2 separate regions of the Mus musculus genome follow, and region 2 is linked to region 1. Evidence: chromatin loops called from intact Hi-C (ENCODE). Cell type or tissue: left cerebral cortex. All regions are shown on one strand. Links, peaks and the distances in the headings refer to the core of each region. The heading gives the core; the rest is flanking DNA.

Region 1 (5,328 bases), core at 1-5,000:
GAGTTACAGACAGTTGTGAACTGCCATACTGGGAATTAAACCCAGGCTCTCTGGAAAAACAGGCAGTGCTTTTTAACCATTGAGCATCCATCTCTCCAGCCCCACATCCTTATGTTTTAAAACCCATCAGTGTGTGATGGAGAAAGAGCTCATTAGGCTAAGAGCTAAGTTTTTGTAGAGGGGATGGAGATGGGTTTCACCCCCAGCACCCACATGTGGTTTGTAACTCCAGTTCTAGGGAATAACAGGTCCTCTACAGGAACCAGGCATGCATGGAGTGTACATACATGCATACATACATGCATACATACAGGCATATATACATACATACATGCATGCATACAAAAGCTCATATACATAAAATAAATCTGAGATTTTTGTTTAATCCATGAATGGTTCTTGCTCGAAACTGCTATTATGCTGGCTTCGGGATGTTGATTTTCATTTTTCTTCTCTGTGATGCCGATCAAATCCAGGACTTTGCATATGCTAGGCAAGTATTCTACCACTGAGCTACACCCCATCTTCAAATGTTGATTCTCTTTCTCTTTTTAAGACTAAAATCTTCTAAAACTTACTCTGTAAATTCAGGCTCAGTTTAAACTCATGGCAATATTTCTGTCCTGAGTTCTAGGATTACCAGAATGTGCTAGAGTCTCAGAGTCAGTCAGTGTCTCCCTCCCTCCCTCCCTCCCTCCCTCCCTCCCTCCCTCCCTCCCTCCCTACTGATCCAGAGGCAGCAAGGCAGACCTCTCAGCACCATGTCTGCCTCCAAGCTGCCCTGCTTCCCACCATGATGATAATGGGCTGCATAGCTGACCCTGTGCACCAACCCCAACTTACCTGTTGTCCTCTACAGGAGCTCCCGCGGTCACCGTGTTTCTTCACAAGAAGTAGAAACTCTAGCTGACGCCATCTGGGATGCAGATGCCCCACTAGACTTCGCTTTTTGCGTGGGGTTCAGGGGCTCAGCTTAGGTCACCGGGCTTGTGAAGCAAATGCCTTTACCTGTTTGTCTTCTATGCCTCCCATTCACTGTACCTCAGGTTTAAAATGGCAGGGTCTTCTTATGTAGTCTAGCATGGTCTCAAACTGACAGTCTCCTGCCTCAGGCCCCCAGGAGCTAGGGTTACTGCCCGCAATGGAAAGTTCTTCCTTTTAGCACAGTGTTGTGTCTTAGTCACTGTTCTAAATCTGTGAAGAGATACCATAACCGCGGCAACTCATTTTTTTTTTCTTTTTTTTTTTTTTTTTTTGATTTTTGAGACAGGATTTTTCTGTGTAGGCTAGGTTGGCCTGGAACTCACAGAGATCCACCAGCCTCTGCCTCTGCCTCCTGAGGGCTGAAATTAAAGGCATCACCACCATCCAACTCAAAGAACCTGTTATAAAAGAAAGCATTTAAACGGGGACTGGCTTATAATTTCAGAGGGTGGTCCTTTATTATCATGGTAGGGAGCATGGAAGCATGCAGGAAGTAGCTAGAACAGTCTGAGACCTTCAATCCTGATCCACCAGCAAAGAAAGCCTGGGTCTGGCTTGGGTATTTGAAACCCCAAAGCCCACCCCACCCCCCAACCGCCTCCTTGACACAGTTCCTCTAACAAGCCACACCTCCTAATGCCACTCCTAAGTATTTAACTATGAGCCTATGGGGCCATCCTTACTCAAACCACCACAGTGGTTGTGGGGAGTTTAAACCAGATCTCTCTGTAGTCTTAGCTATACTAGAACTTCCATAGATCCATCTACCTGTCTCTATGTCCCAAGTGCTGGGATTAAAGATATGTCTCACTGCCAGGCGGAGGCAGAGACAGGCCGATTTCTGAGTTCGGGGCCAGCCTGGTCTACAGAGTGAGTTCCAGGACAGCCAGGGCTACACAGAGAAATCCTGTCTCAAAAAACCAGGAAAAAAAAATGTGTCTCACCAGATCCCACTTTTTTTTTCACCAGAAGAGGGCGTCAGATCTCATTACAGATGGTTGTGAGCCACCATGTGGTTGCTGAGATTTGAACTCACGACCTTCGGAAGAGCAGTCAGTGCTCTTAACCGCTGAGCTATCTCTCCAGCCTGGGTTGTTTTTTTGTTTTTTGTTTTTTAATTTTAGTTTAATACTATTACACAATCAAAAATCAAATTCACTAGTTAACCTTGGACTCAAAAGTCTTATTTTACAGCTGGGCGTTGATGGCACATGCCTTTAATCCCAGCACTTGGGAGGCAGAGGCAGGCGGATTTCTGAGTTCGAGGCCAGCCTGGCCTACAGAGTGAGTTCCAGGACAGCCAGGGCTATACAGAGAAACCCTGTATCGAAAAAAACAAAAACAAAAAAACAGCCTTTGTGGCTCACATCTGTCATCCCAGCACTCTGGAGCCTGAGATAGGGGAATCATGAGTGCAAGGCCAGCCTGGTATATACCATAAAAGCTTTGTCTCAGATGTGAAATAAAATATATTTTTTACAAATGAATTTTTTTAAGTAGAACAATCTAAACCATTCTCATCTAGGTAGAAACTTATTTACTTAACAGGTTGGTACTTTGTTTTTAAACTGTTATAGAGATGTTTCCAGAATTGTGACATTAGAGTACAATTTTTCTTTTATGCTTGCTTTCTTGCTTGCTTGTGTGTGGCTCCTGACAAACATGCAGGCAAAACACCCAAATACATCAAATAGTAATAAAAACAATATTTACAAACAACTCTTTGAAGCTGTTAGGACTGGCATACCTGGTGACTGCCTGTTTCCTCCTCACCAGGGCAACCTTCAGCTCCTTCAGAACTGCCTTGCGGTTTTAAATGGAGACACATAGGCTTCACTCTGCCTTCTGTCAAAAAGGGCTGCCTTCAAATCCAGTTTGTTTTCCTGACGACCTCCCTCCGGCATCTAAGCTCACTGGGAACAACAGAGACAGCGGGCACAGTGCATCAGCTCTTCTTCTGAGAGACAGTGGAGCAGCAGGGCTCACCGGCTGCAGGGCAGCGGCCTGCCACCTCGCACTCCACCTTCCAAGAAGCCCAAAGTTCTACCCTCTCTTTTCTTTGAGAAGCCTGTCTTACTGTGTTTATTTCCTATGTGGCGGTTCTGTGGCTGCAGGCCTTATTTACCTAAGAATCGCTTGTCCTGTTTTAACATTCTCAAAGTACTCTCTGTTCACACAAGATAAAGGTTGCCTTTCTGAATATTTTTTAAGCATCCTGTTCCCTTAGTTCTTTCATGTATCTGTGTAAAGCGTCTTAACGAGACTTACTTTGAATTAATGAACGTAGAAGTTTCGGGTCAGACTTTATGTAAGCTTTATAAGTATGATCTCTGAAGAAAAGCAGATGCGTTAGTATGTTTGCCTTAAACTTGTGGACTAAACCAATATTGTAAACGCCCAGAGACAGCAGTGGCGTTTTGACTCCATGCTCCTTGTATGGCTCTGGAATTCAGGGTAGCGATAATAAATCTACTCCGGCATTATGCTTTACAGTGAAGGTCTTTTCTTTATCTTTTTTTTTTCTTTCTTTCCTCCCTCCCCCACCCCCCGGCCCCCTTTGTTTGAAATGGCCAAACCAGGTTCACTGAATGCTTTACCTCACGTAGAGTGACCTTCTGGGTGCACTGATTCAAAATGCAGGAGTATCATGGTTCCCTAGATCCCCGTCTACAATTCCCTGGATTCCCTGCCTATCTCAGCAGATAACCGGGAGACATTCGTCAGCCGAGCCATTTGGTGGCTACCATGGCTGTCTAGTGAGTGGTGTAGAGGAAAAGCTATCTGCTAGGAGGAGGGAGGGGGTGGTCCCCAGGACGAAAGGTGGGGTGCAGACAGATGAAGAGTCCCTGGGTCTGTGTCACCCACGCCTGGTCTTTCTGACTGGCCCAGACTGCTTCCTGTGCCCCCAGTGTAAACTGGACTTGGATGATGGACTTCTCATATATTTCTTACTCCTCTCCTATTTGGAAACCACAGGGAGTTCGGCTGGTCACCCTGGAACGAGTTCCTAGTTTGTTTACATTTCTACAAACCACCCTGATGATTCTGGGTCAGGGTCTACCCAAGACCCAGACCCAGCCTCCTCCCTCTGCTGGTTAGTGTGCTTGCTCTCTTGACATGTTTGCCGGTGCCGTTCCAACGTTGGTTTTTCTGTTATCGGCCCAGACATTTTTTGTCCTTTGTGTGCGTGACCCTAATTGGTAGAAATACACCCACTCGTGTCCCAGTGGGTGAGTGCAGGACCAAGGGCCCTTGCTTCTGGATTCCCTCCCACCCTCACCAGCTGCTCTTGAAGCCTCAATCCGGTATGGGCAAGAGCCTCTTCTGGCTTCTCCATTCTCTGCTATAAAGGACATGTTGACCTACCTCACAGGGATGTTGTGAGGACTAATAAATGTTGGTGCCGTGCTTCAGAAATGTGAAGGTGTGTAATAGCCGAGAAATGGAAGAGGGACAAAGGATACAGCAGTTCTCTTACCCGTAGGTTATTTTGTTTTTAAAAAGGTGGTCGCTTTAGGAGCAGAAAGGAGTGAGTATTCTGAAAATTTTTATTACATTTTTTGCTTATTTTTTATTTACTCTGTATGAGCTCTTTTGCCTGCCCATCTGTCTGTCTGCTCCAAGTGCAGTTGCTGGAGGCCAGAAAGTGGGGAGGTGGGGTAGAGGAGAACATAGGGTCCCCAGAACCAGAGCTTCAGTGTAGTGGATGCTGGGAAACCAACCAAGGGTCCTAGGGAAGAGCAGCCGGTGTGCTCAGTCACCGAAACCGCTCTCCAACCCGATTCTATTTTCAGATGAGTGTATGTAGTGTGTGAGGGCAGGGACCTGAGCTGAGGTCAGAGGAGGGCTTCTGGGAGTCAAATCTCTCCTTCCACCACATGGATGTGACTCCAGCTGTAAGCTGTGGGGCAAGTGTGTTTACCACCCCTAAGGCCACTTGGCTGGCCCGGGATTCATTGTTAGCATGCGTCCCGGGGTCCGGGGTAGTAGGTAGCAGCTGCATATACTAGCTAAAGGCCTTGGGTAGGCCACAGAACTAGCAGATAGTGTGCAGGGCTTTCTCACCAACACCTGGAGAAATAACATGTGTGGATGAGCCTTCTGCCACGTTCCTGTGACCCCAGGACTGCTGCTGTGTGTCTAAGGCCAGGCAAGCCCCGGAGGTGAACACCTGCCTCTGAAACCAAGGGAGAACAGGTGTGGTACATGCCTGTAACCCCAGCTGTGGCAGGAGAGCTCTGAGTCTCAATGCCAGCCTAGTCTACATAGGAAGTTCCAGGCCAGCCAGGGCCTAATAGATGTTACACCCCACCCCCTCCCCAGAAGGGTTTGGAGCAGCAAGCC
Region 2 (5,377 bases), core at 57-5,056, 51 kb after region 1:
CTGCCTTTCAGATGTTGAGAATAAAAAACACCACCTCTGGCCGGAGAAAGCTTTAATTTTGGGGAGGTGGGTGGGGGACAAGACATAGTTTCTCTCTGTATCCCTGGCTCTCTTGGAACTCAATTGGTAGACCAGGGTGGCCTCAAACTCAGAGATTGGCCTGTCTCTGCCTCCCAAGTTCTGGGATTAAAGGTGTGCACCATCACCACAAAGCAAGTTCTAATTTTTAAAATTTGTTTTGGATTCCGGAGAAATAGCTCACTCGCTGCTTAAGAGTACTTGGTTCTGGGGCTGGAGAGATGTCTCAGTGGTTAAGAGCACTAACTGCTCTGCCAGAGGTCCTGAGTTCAACTCCAAGCAACCACATGGTGGCTCACAACCATCTGTAATGGGATCCAATGGGTCCCATCTGTAATGGGACCTCTTCTGGTGCGTCTGAAGACAGCTACCATGTACTCACATACATAAAATAAATAAATATTTTTAAAAAAGAGTACTAGATTCTTTTGTAGAGGGTCCAACTTTGGTTCCCAGCACTTATGTCAGGCATTACACAAGTGCCTATAACTATAGCTCCAGGGGATCAGGCAGGCAGGCAGGCACACTTGCAAGCGCGCACACACACCAATTTAAAATTTATTTTGGACTGGGCCCGAGACAGAAGCAAGCAGATCTCTGTGAGTTCAAAGCTAGCTGATCTACATAGTAAGTTCCAGGAGGACAAAACCCAAAACAACCCCCACCCCAAAAATAAACCCGAAAAAGCAAAAAGCATGTAGATATGTGCGGTGTGCATGTATGTTTACATGTATGAGCGCATGTGTGTGTGTTTGAATGTGGGAAAAAGTTACAGGTTGAGATAGCGCATCTTCCTTGATTTCTCTCTATTTACCAAGGTCTTGGGCAATATCCTTGCTCTGCCTCTGGAACTGGAGTTACAGGCAGATGAGCTGCCCCACTCAGTGCTGGGAAGGAAAATCTGGTCTTCTGCAAGTGTTCTTAGCCACTGAGCTATCCCTGCAACCTCGTTGTGCTGGTAACCACAGCTTCAGTGAGGTGATGCATGCAGCAGCTGGGTCCTGTCTAGACAGTTCTCACAGAAGACTGGCCTCTCCCGAGTTCCCAGAATCTCGGGTGGGAGCAGATATAGACCATTCACCTGCAGTTGAGCCCTGTTCCTTATTCTTTGCATTTTGACCAGTTGTGGATCTCCTCAGAAACCTCTACACTAATGTGCTGCAGAAAAACGCTTGGCAGTTTTTCAACCGGACAATTGAAAGCAACACAAATCCTTGAGTATAAATATAAATATTTAGAAGGCATCGTGGCAACATGATAATGTAGCAAAATAACAGTACATATTAGAGGGGAGACCCCTCACCTCCCAGATTACATTAAATTTCATACAGACAAACCTAATGAAATTAATTGGGTCGCAACAAATGATGCCTGTCTTATGGTTTCTGGTCCAGGATCAAAATCAACTAACTTGGGGAGGAAGGGTTTATTTCAGAACAGAAAGGGTTTATTTCAAGGCAGAAACAGGATGTAGCAAATACTGAAGAAAAGGTTGTGGAGGCATGTTGCTTACTTTACTAGTCCCTCATACCTTAGCAGGCAGGAGTGCCGGCCCAGGGGTAGTACCGCCCACAATGAGCCTTTCCATCCTGTACAGATTAAGATGTCCAACTTCCCAATATGAATCTTCTCAAAGTTTTCATGAAGTTAGTGTCATGTTTACATAAAGCTTAGCAAATACAACACCTTTTGGGTTTGCTTCACCTAAACAGTTAGTATCTGACCTTTTTACAAAGTGAGTTCGAGGACAGAGAAACCCTGTCTTGAAAACACCAGAAAAAAAAGAAAACAAGTTGTTGGTGCTAACTGAGATAGTAAAACTTATTTCAACTGACAATTACCTTACACATCATTCAAAAATAAACCTAGGGCTGGTGAGATGGCTCAGTGGGTAAGAGCACCCGACTGCTCTTCCGAAGGTCCGAAGTTCAAATCCCAGCAACCAGGCTCACAACCACCCGTAATGAGATCTGATGCCCTCTTCTGGAGTGTCTGAAGACAGCTACAGTGTACTTATATATAATAAATAAATAAATCTTTAAAAAAAAAAAAAAAAAAAAAACTAAAACACCAGGTAGAAAGCAAGTCTTTCGCAATGCTAAAGTAAATGTTTTCTATTTTTTCAACAAAAATGCCAGGGGAGAGCGCGAACGCAGTCCCCCACTACCACAAATTATGCAGTCGAGTTTCCCGCATTTGGGGAAATCGCAGGGGTCAGCACATCCGGAGTGCAATGGATGAGCCTCGCCCTGGGAAAACCACCTTCGTGATCATGGTATCTCCCCTGCCAGGTAAGTATGAGTTGCGAGTGCCGTGTGCAGGCTCTCCATCATTGTATACTTACTTTATAACTACGGTCTCTTCCTCAATGCGTCTTCTCTACATTATATTCTCTTTTCTAACCTTGATCCATAAATATACGCTTATATTATGTAAATATTATCAATAACGGAAAAAAATGTCTATTTAGGGAGAACCGGTAGCCTTTGCGTGAAATTCTCATCTACATATTCCACGCCTTTGTGGTGACGCCGCGGGAACTCGTCTGTAGGCCCCTCAACGCGACTCCGCCCACTAAGGCTGTGAGGCGGGGGCGGGGTTTGTTGGTAGTGGGCAATCGAATCTGGAATTCAAAACCTAAGCTTCTGCCCAGGCTCTGGGCAAAGAAAAAGTTTTTTTTAGCTCAATTCAGTTTCTGCTAGCGGAGGACAGGATTCTAAGAGATCCACCCTTGTTAAGTTTAACTAGTAAAAGAAAAATCGTTTTTCCGTGGTGTTTTTCTGAGTAGGTCTATTATACATTATTTACTTGCACACAGCCAATAAACCTAATAAAAACCATGAGAGAAGGGCTAAGATAACAACTTTGAAGAAATAAATCTGACTGGATAGTGATATACAACTGTAATCTCAGCTCTCCGCAGGTCACGGTAAGCAGAGCGAAGCCAGCCTGGGCTACATAACTGGTTACAGGTTAGACTGGGTTAGTGAGACCTTTTCAAAACCTAAATAAAGCTTAAGTTAAGAGGAGGAGGAGGAGGAGGTGGCGGCGGCGGCGGCGGCGAGAAGAAAAATGCACAAAGACAACTGCTATTTTCAGCGGAAAAGAAAACGTAGAGACGTGTTAACATTGACCCTCCGCACGCCCCGTCTCTTGCATCCTTGTCACTGGACGGCTTGCGCAGGCGCACAGGAAGGACTCGCAGTACGGGCGGAAGTGGAGTCTCCGGGAAGCTTTGGGGAAGGCGCTGGCGGAGTACACAGACGCCGGGGCGGTGTAGGCGTCCTCAGGTCGCCATGAACCGACTCCAGGATGACTATGACCCGTACGCGGTGGAAGAGCCGAGCGACGAGGAGCCGGCTCTGAGCAGGTGGGCCGCTGCCCCGCGTCTCCGCCCTGCCTTGGCTGAGGCCGTTGTGTTGTTCGCGCCGGCCGTCCCTGGGCGCAGTGTCGTCCGCTTCACTTGCGGGAGCCTCGGGGCGCTTGATGGCGCTGCTCAGTCTCTAGGGAACCAGGATGGACAGCAGTGCGGGAAGAGGGATGTTCCGGAATTACGTGGGCCCCCAGGCGTGAAGCCTTAGATGGAACCCTGTTTACCGTTTACTAGCACTGTGACCGAAGGCAAGTCAGTTCTCGGCCTCGCATCTGTAAATGGAAATACAAGTATGGGACAGTGTCCTAAGCTAGTGAGGGCCTGGCCCTTAGCACGAAGTACTTATCTTGAAGACTGTCAAGTAGAAACTAGGGAATAGAGAATGGAAAAAAAAAAAAAAAGGAATGGGCTTTTTTTTTTTTTTTAAGTTATGATCTCCACACGCATGCCATAGCACCCATATGCCCATATACACAACATTTTTCTTTCTTTCTTCCTTCCTTTCTTCCTTTCTTTCTTTCTTTTGTTTTTCGAGACAGGGTTTCTCTGTATAGCCTGGCTGTCCTGGAACTCACTCTGTAGAGCAGGCTGGCCTCGAACTCAGAAATCCGCCTGCCTCTGCCCCCCAAGTGCTGGGACCAAAGGCATGCGCCACCATGCCCGGCTATACACAACATTTTTAAAACTGTAATTTAAAAGTTAAATGAATTAAGTCAGACATGGTAGTGTATGCCTATAATCCCATCATTTAGGAGGCCAGAGGGTGAAGAGTTCAAAGCTGGTTCTGGGCTACGTAAGATTTTGTCTTAAAACAAGAAAAAAATGTCCAAGGCATTTCTTGCAGCTGGCTTTTGCTTTGTTGTTCTTTTTCCCGCAGTTTTTTTTTTTTTTTTTTTTTTTTTGTTTTGTTTTTTTTGAGACAGGGTTTCTCTATAGCCCTGGCTGTCCTGGAACTCACTTTGTAGACCAGGCTGGCCTCGAACTCAGAAATCCACCTGCCTCTGCCTCCCGAGTGCTGGGATTAAAGGCTTGCGCCACCACGCCCAGCTCACGCCTGGCTTTTTTCTCCGCGTCTTAATCTACAACTTGTCTCCTTCCATGTGGGTCCCAGAAATTGAACTCAGGTCATGAGGCTTGGTGACAAGCCCTTTGTCTGCTGCTGAGTTATCTTGCTGGCCCTGACTTAATTCATTTTTGTTGTTTTATTTCTTCCTATTATTGATGTACATTTATTATAATTCTGTTGATAGGAAACTAATCACAGAAGTCAGTCTACGATGACAGAAGTTAGTTAGAATTTGGAATGTACTGTAATTTTCTTAGGGCTATGATGTAGCTCAACGGTAGAACAGGTGCATGAAATGCTGGGTTCAGTTTCCAGCTCCAGGAAGAATAGTCAGTGTGCATAGTTCTCTCTATTCACAGTTTGCTGTAGCATAGTTTTCCACGTCTTTTAAATTAAATTATAGTATTTAATTCCTATTAAATATTTTATGTTGGGATATTAATTGTATATAATTATATTGGTTTTATTTAAATAAAACTCAGTTCTTTGAAGAAAGTTTTTTTTTTTTTTTAGTTTAATAGAATTAGTTAATGAATTGGTATAATGGTATTGGAAAGCAGTGTGATAATACGAGAAGCCAAAAGGAAAGCTGGAAAGATGGCTCAGTGGTTAAGAGCATTGGCTGTCCTGGCAGAACACCTGGATTAGGTTCCCAGATCTCACAGGGCAGCTCACACCATCTCACTGTAACTCTGGGGGATCCAGTGCCCTTTCTGGCCTCTGAGAGCATCAGGCAATACAACTGATATATAGATACACGTACAAGTAGAACGCCTATGTGCATACAAGGAGAAAGAGATCAGGTTATACTTGTGGCTCATGTCTGCAGCTCAGCGGTCAGGGAGCAGAGGCAGGATTGT

Evidence for each region. A loop is a pair of places that touch in the nucleus more often than their neighbours do. Peaks named below come from ENCODE experiments on the same cell type or tissue, not always from the same donor. Only the 100,000 strongest peaks of a DNase experiment are listed, where the experiment ranks them.
Region 2: it touches region 1 in a loop (3-fold over the local background); 8 of 42 quality-filtered maps call a loop at or near these places.

What each region holds. Positions count from the first base shown.
Region 1 is chr12:54,744,492-54,749,819 of GRCm38, reverse strand. Snx6 (sorting nexin 6) reads left to right here. Exons shown (of 14, transcript NM_026998.3): 14 at 2,761-3,463. The coding sequence ends at 2,814. Among named protein-coding and RNA genes, the nearest start is that of Gm22317, 8.5 kb to the right of the region's middle. In left cerebral cortex, for the core only: a CTCF peak has its summit at 1,954 (motif pointing right); no DNase peak of the experiment used is centred there.
Region 2 is chr12:54,693,782-54,699,158 of GRCm38, reverse strand. It overlaps Eapp (E2F-associated phosphoprotein), which reads left to right and starts at 3,265. Exons shown (of 6, transcript NM_025456.4): 1 at 3,265-3,448. The coding sequence starts at 3,375. Gm22513 (a small nuclear RNA gene) reads right to left here and starts at 2,377; the gene lies at 2,214-2,377. In left cerebral cortex, for the core only: CTCF peaks have their summits at 2,038 (motif pointing left) and 3,516; DNase peaks (open chromatin) are centred at 2,269, 2,611, 3,260, 3,533 and 1 more place; H3K4me3 peaks cover 1,955 bases; H3K27ac peaks cover 1,918 bases.